Regions from separate parts of the Homo sapiens genome. Here region 2 is linked to region 1. The links are chromatin loops, found by intact Hi-C in ENCODE. Cell type or tissue: PC-3. All regions are shown on one strand. Each heading gives the region's core, and the rest is flanking DNA. Links, peaks and the distances in the headings are about the cores only.

Region 1 (8,084 bases), core at 1,582-6,581:
TAAAAAAAATAAAATTTAATAAGTGAATGAAGTAAGATAAGAATGTATAACAATATTATTCCATTCAAAAAAATGTTTAAAAATAGGCAAAACTGAATATTTTTTAATAGGGATATGTACACAGGTGCTAAAACTGAAAGGAAATGAGGGAATGATTAACACCAAATTTATGGTAGTGGTTACTTCTGGGGAATGCGGAGGGTGATGCAGTTGGGAAGGGGCACATAGAGGCCTTCAAAGGTTCAGTATCTTATTTCTTACCTTGGGTGGTAGATCTGTAGGTTTCCATTTTATTCTTTGAACGATACATTTATGTTTTATACTCTCAACTGTATGTAGGTAATGTTTCATGATAAGAAAAAAACTAGATTTATAATGTTCTTTTCAGTCTTTTTGCAGCAATTTTTGTTATCAAGCATCTAAGTTTTTTGAAGCACAAATTCCCAAAACTCCAGTATGGGTTCGAGAAGAAGAGAGGTAATTTAAGTCATTGTGTATATACATTTGTTCATATATTCTAATAATTTGTTTCTGCTTTTTGAGATTAGCTGAGAGTAAGTCTAGTTTTCTGTAAAAAGTTACCATTTTATATACTTTATGGGGAAATGGTTATATTTTAAGCATAGCTATTAAGGATTTTACACTTAAAATCAGAAAATGCATACATACAAATGTTATTTGTTTGTTGTTTTAGCTTTAATTGCAAAATCAGAACTTTAACTCCAGTGTCCTGTGATGCTAGTTATGTCTGTGAATCCTGTTAATATAATAATCCTGGAGGAAGAATGTTAAATTTTTTCAGAAGTTACTGGGTCTTAGGATCCAGGTGAACTCTGCTATGAGAAAGGTTAGAAAGTTCAGGTTCATTTAATCTTTATAAAAATCAGTACACTATTTTATCAATTTAAAGACACAATTAAAAAGTAATTTTTTTTTTTGTAAAAAGAGTTTATGGGCAATGCTGGAGTTTAGCCTCTTGGGAAATGATTTAAATACTGGCAATGTTTTACTAGATGCTAAAGTCAAGAAAATTTTATTATTGAGGGTGAAATGGCATGATAATATAAAGGTAACAAGTTATCCTTATGGTAATTAAACTGTATTGCCTAGAAATTCCAATGAAATGCTTAATGAGATAATGCCCAAAATAAATTCATGTTTGAAAGAGTGTATTATAGCAACACAAGGCAGTGTTACTTGTGGTAAGGTAGGACCTATGCTAAATAAACTAATGACCTAAACATAATGAGATGCAGGTTAGCTAAAAAGCTCTGGCTCAAAAAAAAAAAAGCAAACCTTGAAGTCTTTTCTGATGCGTAAGGCGATGTAACACCACTCTCAATTCAAATAACATCAATTATGCTGACAACAGCACCTGTGATGGCAGACACCTCTGCCTGCCGATCCAATCCTGTGTGGTTTAGGATATGGAAAACTTAACACTGTGTGGCCCTTGATAATTGAGTTAAACATAATTAAGACTAAATTGTTCATCATTTCACCACCAGTCTGCCAGCTTCCTTGTTGGGAAAATAAAAGACTCTGGCATTGTTCGACATGACTGGGAAGCTAAGAGTACTTTTTTACTTATCCTTTTTCTCCTTTCTTAATATTTCTGTCACTAGAGCTGCCCAGTACTTCCCCAGTCCTCTGAGAGCAACATGTTTTATTCCCCACTGAAACCAGTGTTTCCTCAAGTTATCCTTAACTTTGCTTCCAAAGATATTTTCTCTACATCTTAAATTTAACCCTTTGTGCCACCCTCATATCTACCTCAACTGCTTCAAAACCATTTACCAAATTACCTTTCCTGCCATCTCTGTTTTCTTCAAGCATAGGTATTGGTCCTTCCTTTAGCTAATTTAAAACAAATCTTCCAGCCTGGTGTAGTGGCTCATGCCTATAATCCCAACACTTTGAGAAGCCAAGGTGGGTGGATCACTTGAGTTTAGGAATTTGAGACCAGCTTAGCCAATATGGTGATACCCTGTCTCTACTAAAAATACAAAAATTAATTGGGTATGGTGGCGGGCACCTGTAATCCCAGCTACTCAGGAGGCTGAGGCAGGAGAATCACTTGAACCTGGGAGGCGGAGGTTGCAGTGAGCCAAGATCGTGCTGCTGAACTCTAGCCTGGGCCACAGAGTGAGATTCTGTCTCAAAAATTAAATAAATAAATAAAATGAAGTAAAACAGGTCTTCCTGTAACCTTTTCCTAAAATCTCACCATCCTCTATTCAGAATGCTCACTGTTTCCCAAAACTTGAAGCCCTTTTACTTTATATTTGCAGTTCTTGAAATTCTACCTTAGCTATATACCCTTCACTACCTCACTAAAAAAGAAAGATGAAAATGTCCTTTGTGCCGGGCGTGGTGGCTTACACCTGTAATCCCAGCACTTTGGGAGGCCGAGGGGGGCAGATCACAAGGTCAAGAGATCGAGACCATCCTGGCCAACATGGTGAAACCCTGTCTCTACTAAAAATACAAAAATTAGCTGGACGTGGTGACACATGCCTGTAGTCTCAGCTACTCAGGAGGCTGAGGTAGGAGAATTGCTTGAACCTGGGAGGCGGAGGTTGCAGTGAGCTGAGATCGTGCCACTGCACTCCAGCCTGGTGACAGAGCAAGACTCCATCTCAAAAAAAAAAAAATGGACTTTGTTTCTCTAATCTAAATGAATCAACTTAATTTACATTTAAATTGTGCAGTAAGTGCTTAGTACCTGGCAGGCTACACACATACACATACACATACACATACACATACACATATACATATACATACACATACACATACACATACACATACACATACACATACACATATACAAGTATAAAACCCAACCTGTGAATTTAACAATCACTGGATGCCAGAACATGAATTAAACAAGTTTGTGTTGACTTTAATGGGGACCTGTCCTATAAATTAGCAAGGTTAGGACATTGCATAATGAGAAACTGTGAGCAAAAGTGAGAAAATAAACTTGTGGGAATGGGTTGGGATATTGAACATTGGCCCACTTGAAATTTGGGAAACGAGAAGATAACAATAGGTAAATAACAAAGGGCCAGGCTGAGTGTGGTAAACCCTCAAGTATTGGGGAGCCATCAAATGTTTTTGAGCAGAATTTATTCTGATATTGGTGTACAAAATGAATTAAAGAAGAATCATAATTAAAAGAGCTAAAAGGGTCCTTAGAGAGATTTAATCCAACCCCTTCATTAAGTGTATTTCTTAAACTAGTGATCCGTATGAGACCAGGATTCTATTTATTATATTCCACTTGATTAGAAGGAAACAGTGAATAATCTATATATATGCATCTGCCTCATTGTATAGCATAACTGTAGCCCTTAATTATATATAACACTTGTCAGTGTATAACCATATCAGTATCTTTTATATCTGGATGCATTTGTGTTACCTTAATTTCCAAATTCTTAGGGGCAGGGATTATGTCCATGCTATTTAATGAATCCACTAGAGGTCACTGTTTTTTCAGACATCTTTTTACCTGTGCCAAGGATCAGAATTCTAGAATTTTGTATTTTTAAAAGCTTGTCTAGCTATTGCACATTTAAGCTCTACAGAAATGTGATATTTTAAAGAATGTCTGTTTACATATGGCATGGGATACAATATCCTGAGTCAGTCTTCCTTTAGGGAGGAAAAAATTGCTTCTTTTAAATGGTGGCATGTAGTATTTAATGCAGAGATATTTTTATTAGCTTACAATGAGTCATGATAAAGAATAAATTGCATCATAATAGTAATTTTAATAATCATAATTTTAAAATAATAATAAATTTTTATGGCCAGGTGTGGTGACTCACGCCCGTAATCCCAGCATTTGGGAGGCCGAGACTGGTGGATCACCTGAGGTCAGGAGTTCAAGATCAGCCTGGCCAACATGACAAAACCCTATCTCTACTAAAAATATAAAAATTAGCCAGGAGTGCTGGAACATGCCTGTAGCCCCAGCTACTTGGGAGGCTGAGTAAGAAGAACCGCTTGAACCTGGGAGGCAGAGGTTGCAGTGAGCCGAGATCACACCATTGCGCTCCAGCCTGGGCAACAGAACGAGACTAAGAATAAATTGTTAAATCCACCCAAAAGATTAGATATCTTATTGAAATGACTTCCAAACTTTCGACCACTATAATAAGTGCATTTTACATTATCTCATATATGCATATAACTAAAACTAAAGCAAAACTTCTGTGAAACAATATTATTCTTACTACATGAAATGCCTCTGATATTTTCTACTCTGTTGCTTTTTTAAAATGCTGGCAGCAACCTACTTAATTGATTGGTCCTGATCTGCAGTTTGAAGAGCGCTGTTTTGTTGGATTTAGCTCACGTTTTTGGTTGTTTTACTGTAGGAAACCTGCTTCTCAACACTAAGTCTCAGTTTCCTCATTTGTAAAAGGAAAAAGTTGCATTCAACTTCCGAGTTCCCTTTGGTTCTAATGATTTACAGTTCTAAGCCAATTGTGTCATTAGTCATTGCTACTATAGAGAAAGTTTTCTACATAAGGAAATATTTATTAAAATGATGAAAATTAAAATTATCTGCTTAAGACTAGAGAAACTTATACTACCTTGTAGAAAGGTCTGTCTCAATAATTTTGAATAAAGTTACTGACTTTAATAATTTGATCTCTTTAGTCTGTAAAAGTGAAGGCTGATAAAATGTAGATCAAAGCTTTTAAATTATGAAGAAAAACCAGGCATGTTTTAGAGCATGTCCTGAACAATTTGAACTTGGCATCACTGAGGATGCCATGACCTTACACACCATTTGGAAACAGAATATTGAATTTGACCTAATTTGGTCTTTCTTACATTATTGTGAAAGCCAGTAAGTACAGGCATATCTTGGAGATATTGCAGGTTTGGTTCCAGACCACCACTATACTAAAGCAATAAAGCAATCATGGATTTTGTTTCCCAGTGTATGCAAAAGTTATGTTTCCACTATACTGTAGTCTTTTAAATGTGCAGTAGCGTTATATCTTTAAAAAATAATGTACATACCTTAATTTTAAAATATTTTATTGCTTAAAGATGCTACTGATCATCTGAGCCTTCAGCAAGTATTAATCTTTTTGCTGGTGAAGGGTCCTGTTTTGATGTGGATGGCTGCTAACTGATCAGGGTGGTGGTGTCTATAGGTTGGGATGGCTGTGGTAATTTGTTGAAATAAGACAACCCCAGGTTTGCTGCACTGATCGACTTCCTTTCACTAAAGATTTCTCTGTAGCATTAGATGCTGTTTGATAGCATTTTACCCACAGCAGAACATCTTTCAAAATTGGAGTCCGGCCAGGAGCAGTGACTTATGCCTGTAATCCCAGCATTGTTGCGGGGCAAGGCAGGAGGATCACTTAAACAAGACATTTGAGACCAGCCTGGGCAACATAGAGGGACCCATCTCTACAAAGTATTTAAAAAATAAAAAATTAGCTGGGTGTGGTGGCACACAACTGTAGTCCTTGTAGCTACTTGGGATGCTGAGACTAGAAGATCACTTGAGCATAGGAGTTCATGGTTGCAGTGAGTTAGATCACACCACTGCACTCCAGCCTTGGCAACAGAGCAAGACCGTGTCTCAAAAAAAAAAAAAAATTGAAGTCAGTCCTCTCAAACTTCATTGCTGCTTATCAGCTAAGTTTATGGAATATTCTAAATCTTGTGTTACCATTTCAACGATGTTGACAGCACCTTCATCAGGAGTAGATTCCATCTCAAGAAACCAGTTTCTTTGCCTATCCATAAGAAGCAGCTGTATATCCGTTCAAGTTGGATTATGAGATTGATGCAATTCAGTCACATCTTCAAGCTCCACTTCTAATTCTTATCTTGCTATTTCCACCATATCCATAGTGACTACCTCTACGGAAGTCTTGAACCCCTCAAAGTCATCCATTAGGGTTACAATCAACTTCTTCCAAGCACTTGTTAATGTTGATATTTTGGCCTCCTCCCATGAATCCCAAATGTTCTTTTTTTTTTTTTCCTTTTTTCTTTTTTTCAGACAGAGTCTCACTCTGTCACCCAGGCTGGAGTGCAGTGGCGCGATCTTGGCTCACTACAACCTCTGCCTCCTCAGTTCAGTGGCGAAATCTCAGCTCACTGCAACCTCTACCTCCCAGGCTCAAGCGATTCTCATGCCTCAGCCTCCCAAGTAGCTGGGACCACAGGCATGCGCCACCACACCCGGCTTATTTTTGTATTTTTAGTAGAGATGGGGGTTTTGCCATGTTGGCCAGGCTGGTCTCGAACTCCTGGCCCCAAGTAATCCACGCACCTTGGCTTCCCAAAGTGTTGGGATTACAGGCATGAGCCACTGTGCCCACTCCCAAATGTTCTTAATGACATCTAGAATGGTGAATCCTTTCGTGAAGGATTTCTATTTACTTTGCCCAAATCCATCAGAGGAATCACTCTATGGCAACTATACCTTTAGGAAATGTATGTCTTAAGACTTGAAAGTTGAAATTACTCCTTGACCCATGGGCTGCAGAATGGATATTGTGTTAGCAGGCATGAAAACAACACTAATCTTGTACATTTGCATCAGAGTTCTTGGGTGGCTAGGTACATTGTTAATAATCAGTAATATTTGGAAAGGAATCTTTTTTTTTTTTTTGAGCAGTAGGTTTCAACAGTTGGCTTAAAATATTCAGTAAGCCATGCTGTAAACAGATGTGCAGTCGTTTAGGCTTTGCTGTTCCATTTATGGAACACAAGCAGAGTAGATTTAGCATAATTCTTAGGGGCCCTAGGATTTTCAGAATAATAAATAAGCATTGGCTTCAACTTAAAGTTACCAGCTACGTTAGCCCCTAACAAGAGAGTCATCCTGTCCTTTGAAGCTTTGATGCCACATATTTACTTCTCCTCTATAGCTATGAAATCCCTAGATGGCATCTTCCTCCAATATAAGGCTGATTTGTCTACATTGAAAATTTGTTTAGTGTAGCTATCTTAATCAGTGCTCCTAGCTAGATCTGTTGGATAACTTGCTGTACCTTCTACATCAGCACTTGTGGCTTCACCTTGCACTTTTATGTTGTGGAGATGGCTTCTTTCCTTGAATCTCATGAACCAAACTTTGCTATCTTCTACCTATTCTTCTGCAGCTTCCTCACCTCTCTCAGTCTTCACAGAATTGAGGAGAGTTAGAACCTTGCTCTGGATTAGGCTTAAGGGAATGTTGTAGCTGGTTTAACCTATCCAGACCACTAAAACTTTCTCTATACCAGCAATAAGGCTGTTTTGCTTTTTTGTGTTCACTGGACTAGCATTTTAAATTTCCTTTAAGAACTTTTCTTTTGCATTCACAACTTGCGTACTGGCAAAATAGGCCTAGCTTTTGGCCAGTCTCAGCTTTTGACATGCCTTCCTCACTAAGCTTAATCATTTCTAGCTTTTGATTTAAAGTGAAAGAAAGTGTGACTCTTCCTTTTACTTGAACACTCAGAGGCCATTGTAAGGGTTTTTTTGTTGTTGTTGCTGTTGCTGTTGTTTTTTGGTTTTTGGGTTTTTTTTTTTTTGCATTTAGTAGTGCATTTTATTTATTCTAAGTTGCATACATTTTTACATTTTTAACATCTGTGCAATTGAAATGGATCTCACAACTGATAGACTCTTAGATTACAGCTGGACACAGAGGCTAACACCAGTAATCCAGCACTTTGGGAGGCCAAGGCCGGTGGATCACTTGAGGTCAGGAGTTCAAGACCAGCCTGGCCAACAGGGTGAAACCCCATCTCTACTAAAAATACAAAAATAGGTGGTGGCATGCACCTGTAATCCCAGCTACTTGGGAGGCTAAGGCAGGAGAATCACTTGAACCCAGGAGGCAGAGGTTGCAGTGAGCTGAGATGGTGCCACTGCACTACAGCCTGGGCAACAGAGTGAGACTCCATCTCAATAAATTAAAAAAAAAAAAGGCTGGGTGTGGTGGCTCACACCTGTAATCCCAGCACTTTGGGAGGCCAAGGCAGGTGGATCACCTGAGGTCAGGAGTTTGAGACCAGCCTGGCCAACATGGCAAAACCCCGTCTCTACTA
Region 2 (5,000 bases), core at 1-5,000, 310 kb after region 1:
CTAAAAAAACTCTTGAAAGATGTATAAATAAATAAGTCAAATGTGAAGATAAAAATGGAATCACAATAAATATCTAATAAATCCAAGAGAAGGTAGAAAAAAAGAAACAAAGAAACAAAGAACAGATGGAATAAACAAAATAGCTAGCAAGGTGACAGATATCAATCCAAGTAAAATTACAAAACTGAGACCAAACTTGACAGCAAAAGAAACTATGAGACTAAATTGTTTTTAGTTTTTTGTTTTTCTTTGAGATGGAGTCTTGCTCCGTCACCCAGGCTGGAGTGCAGTGGCGTGATCTTGGCTCACTGCTGCAACCTCCACCTACCGGGTTCAACCGATTCTCCTGCCTCAGCCTCCCGAATAGCTGGGACTACAGGCATGTGCCACCACACCTGGATAATTTTTTTGTATTTTTAGTAGAGATGGGGTTTCACCGTGTTGGCCAGGCTGGTCTCAAACTCCTGATCTCAGGTGATCCACCTGCCTTGGCCTCCCAAAATGTTGGGATTACATGCGTGAGCTACTGCACCCAGCCAGTTTTTATAGCTTTATTGAGATACAGTTCACACATTATAAAATTGACCTCCCTCAAGTGTACATATATTCAGTGGTTTTTAGCCTATTGAGAGTTGAACAATCATTTATCAGACTGCATTTTAAAAAGTACCCATCTATATGTTGTTTATCAGAGATATAAACACATAAACTGAAATTAAGATGGGAAAAAATGTAGTACAATTTATCTTAAGAAATCTAAATCAAGGCAGGGCACGGTGGCTCACGCCTGTAATCCCAGCACTTTGGGAGGCCAAGGTGGGTGGATCACAAGGTCAGGAGTTCAAGACTAGCCTGGCCAACATGGTGAAACCCCGTCTCTACCAAAAATACAAAAATTAGCCAGGCGTGGTAGTGGGCGCCTGTAATCCCAGCTACTTGGGAGGCTGAGGAGGAGAATAGCTTGAACCCGGGAGGCAGAGGTTGCACTGAGCTGAGATCTGGCCACTGCACTCCAGCCTGGGCGACAAAGCAAGGCTCCGTCTAAAAAATAAAAATTAAAAAAAAAAAGAAATCTAAATCTAAAATATTAAAAACCTGAATCTAGCAATGGGAATGTGTTGTATCTCTATGTGATCTACAGCACAAACATGTTTTTAGTATTTTGATAACTGTACCTCAGTAGAAGTGGCTTCCTTTGCAATCCTTTGTACTTGGTTTTACGCATTAAAAAATATTATTTTAAGAAGGGGTCCACAGGTTCCAGACTGCCAACAGTGTTGATAGCAGACACAAACACAAAAACGGTAAGAACCTTTGTACTTAAGAAACTCTTGAAGATATACACAAGGAAACATAAGCAAGAATGTTCAGAGTAGCACTGTTTGCAAGAGCAAAAAGGAGAGTGGATCAATAAATTGAGGTATAGTCACTGACAGACTTTTCTAAAAGTCCTTAAAATGACAGAACTGGAGTTACATGTATAAACATGGACAAATTTCTTAATCTAAATACATGGGTGTTTGATACAATAATCTTTAGATTACTACACACCACCACCATTACCCTATACTATTTTTATTTATTTATTTTTCATTTATCAATGTAAAAATTTCATGGATTACCACCAGTCCAAATACTGGCATTTAGGAACCAGTGCCTATTACCATCCTGCTTCCAGCAAAATCCATCCAAAATCACACTTATTAGTCAGCAATGGTATTAAGCACAATACAAATTCCTTAGGAAATCTTTCTCCAAACCACCTAGTTGAAATTAATTTTCCCCGCCTAGTCTCCGTAGCAATTCCTATCTAACTCTCTACTTACCAAATTTCTGAATTATATTAAATATAGTCTATGCATACCTGATTTCTCAAGTGTAAGTCCTTTAATGGCTGAGACAGTGCTTTGTGTTTCACAAGTTCTCAAAATCATGTCTACTGGATTTGATTTATTCACCTCTACCCACTGTGAAATAAATCCTCAACAATGGCTTAAAAGCTGTGTTTTCATCTTTAGTATCTATACTAAAATAAAATCTGATTACAAAAATAAAACTTCCCATTGTAAAACTTAAGATTTCTACTATTCATAATCTCAATAGTACCTCTTCCTATTTTAATTATACTGAATAAAATAACGTGTGGAAAGTATTTTATATAGAATAATACAAGAAAAATATAAGAAAATAACTTTGAACAATGTAAAACAAGATATATTTATTCTGAAGAAATTACATATTCATGTTACCATGTTTGAGATTATGATCATTTTGCACTGGAATACAGAATGATGTATGAGTTAAGTATGCCCCCTACTGACTGAATAAATACTTTAAAAGCCAAAAAACAACATTCACAGAGTATAAGAATATGGTCCAAACAAATGTACCACATGAAAACCAAATGTGCCTTTACCATGCAAATGGGTTTCATAAAAAGACCTTTGCAGATCTTAAGTATATTTAAGATAGAATTTATTGGAGAAAAGAGAGACCTGAGAAGAAAGAAGGGCAATTTTGAATTCACTGCCCAGGGTCACCACATTAAACAACTTTAGGAAGCATCATTCACATTATAGTATACATCTGTGGTTCCCAATTGGGGCAATTTTGTCCCCCAGGGGACATTTGGCAATGTGTGCAGAAACATTTTTGGTCATCGCAACCTGAGGTAGGAGAGCCGTTACTGGCATCTAGTGGGTAGAGGCCAGGGATGCTGCTAAACATCTACAACGCATGGACCAGCTCCGTAAAACAAAGTATCTTCTAGCCAAAAATGTTAAAAGTGTTGAGGTTGAGAAATTTTGCTCTGCATGGTGTTCCTTCTCAAGTCATGCAACAGGGCAATGCTATGAGTTTTACCCAAAAAAGTCAAATAAAATTTGACTTCCTTGAACTTTGTTGAATGGGTCAAAGAAGGATTAAATCTCTGAAATCCAATATAATAATTTTTTGCCATCTTCATTTGGGCTAGAAAACTGCGGTCTATACAGCTTCATATCTTTACCTTTTATCTCTGTTCTAGGGATGATACAATCTGTGCACAAACCCTTGATCAGCTAATGATACTTTTTAAAGATACTGGGCTTTCCCATCATACCTGTGTTTCCATTTCCATCATCCTTTGTTTTATTTCTCTTATTTCTGCTTGTGTTTCAGCTTCTCTAAGTCGAATGGTCATCAGTTCATCTTGTAACTCATTCATAGCATTTTTCTTGGGTGGGTCTTTCCATCTCCCAGTAGTACGAGCTAAGTGGCGCTAAAGCATAAAAAATTATATTGCAACAAATACTCTCAGTATCAAAATAAGAGCTAATATTACTGAGCGCTTATTTCAGGCCTGTGATATATAAAACACTTTCCACACATTATTTTATTTAATCCCTAGAAAATCCTATTAATCAGGCACTATTATCATCTGAATAAAAGGGTTTCATAAAAAGACCTTTGCAGATCTTAAGTATATTTAAGATAGAATTTATTGGCCAGGCGCAGTGGCTCTCACACCTGTAATCCCAGCACTTTGGGAGGCCAAGGCGGGCAGATCACCTGAGGTCAGGAGTTTGAGATCAGCCTGGCCAACATGTTGAAACCCTGTCTCTAGTCTCTACTTCAAAAAAAAAAAAAAAAAAAAAAAAAAAAAAAGAATTTATTGGAGAAAAGAGAGACCTGAGAAGAAAGACAGGCAATTTTAGAATTCACTGCCTAGGGTCACCATATTAAACAACTTTAGGAAGCATCATTCACATTATTGCCATTATTGGTTCCCAACTGGGGCAATTTTGCCCCGCCAGGGGACATTTGGCAATGTGTGTGGAAACATTTTTGGCTTTTCACAGGTAAGAAAATGAACACTGTGATTAAGTAACTTTAGGAGGATCACACACAGCCAGTGCAGATCTGGGATATAAACTCAAATACAGTTCAAATTTTTTCTCTATATACTGAGGATTAATTCTTGAAAAGATTACAATTTTCACTGTAATTTTTTTAATGAGAGATTTTTCATATTATCTTCAATGAAATCCCAATACATTAGAAAAAAAATGGGGCCATTAAGGAAGGAATGTTAGAAGTTAAGGGCAGTGTTTCTCAAAATATCTGTGATAAAAGACAAGTTTTGTCTTTTTTGTTTTAAAATTTCAAGTTTATTGCAATCTGATACTTTGTCAAAACATGTTTTAAAAAAAGGCATGACAATGTCAAGGCCTAATTTCGGTCCTTATATAGAATATGTATTTTGTTCCTTGTCAACATTTCCCTCATACATGAATAAATTTGTGGTCACATACCAGATAAATGTCATTTATCTGGTGAGGTAACTAAGTTACTAATTTATACATTAAATTTATAATGTTGTCACCCTTCTGGTGTTTCACACTAACCAACAATGGACTTAATATCAAAGTTTAAGACAAAATATGTATTATATAGAACACTTTCACAGTTTGCAGAAAAAGTTACACAAGGCACAATGGTACAATGACAAAAATATTATCTGATGTCTACTGTATCTTTTATTTTATTATAAGAATTAAAGAGGGAGAAACAGCTTAAGTGCACTTTCAGTTTATAAATACTCTCAATTTTGACATTAAACAGGGTCTCTCTCACTTTAAACTCATCTACTATAGGTCATCAGGTACTTCAAACTCTTACAAATTGGATATTTCGGTTTTACTCTCTTTTAAAAAAGCACACAAAATATATTAATATACCTGCCAGTGTTCCTCTAAATCCTTGACTTGCTGTCTAAGTTCTTTCAAACCCATAATGGCTTCTGCTTCTCTAAGTTTCACAGCAATGAGTTCTTCCTGAAGCCTTGCAATATTATTCTCATCAGGAAGGGAGTTATTCCTCTAAAGAAGAAGAAAATTTAATTTGGGATTTTTAAATTTAAGGAATAAAATACAGCACACACAACAGCTATTGTGTTCCACACTTAAATGTATTTAATTTTATACAGCTATACTGAAATATAATTCACAAACTATGAAACT

The links. Peaks named below come from ENCODE experiments on the same cell type or tissue, not always from the same donor. Only the 100,000 strongest peaks of a DNase experiment are listed, where the experiment ranks them.
Region 2: a loop joins it to region 1, with 18 times the contacts of the local background. A loop is called at or near these places in 49 of 110 quality-filtered maps.

The regions. Positions count from the first base shown.
Region 1 is chr1:92,306,800-92,314,883 of GRCh38, forward strand. It overlaps RPAP2 (RNA polymerase II associated protein 2), which reads left to right. Exons shown (of 13, transcript NM_024813.3): 6 at 389-477. It also overlaps a transcript of GLMN not described here. Among named protein-coding and RNA genes, the nearest start is that of RPAP2, 12 kb to the left of the region's middle. In PC-3, for the core only: a CTCF peak has its summit at 3,477 (motif pointing right); no DNase peak of the experiment used is centred there; H3K27ac peaks cover 438 bases.
Region 2 is chr1:92,621,076-92,626,075 of GRCh38, forward strand. EVI5 (ecotropic viral integration site 5) reads right to left here. Exons shown (of 20, transcript NM_001350197.2): 15 at 4,719-4,859; 16 at 3,101-3,259. Among named protein-coding and RNA genes, the nearest start is that of GFI1, 140 kb to the left of the region's middle. In PC-3, for the core only: CTCF peaks have their summits at 2,338 (motif pointing left) and 2,540; no DNase peak of the experiment used is centred there.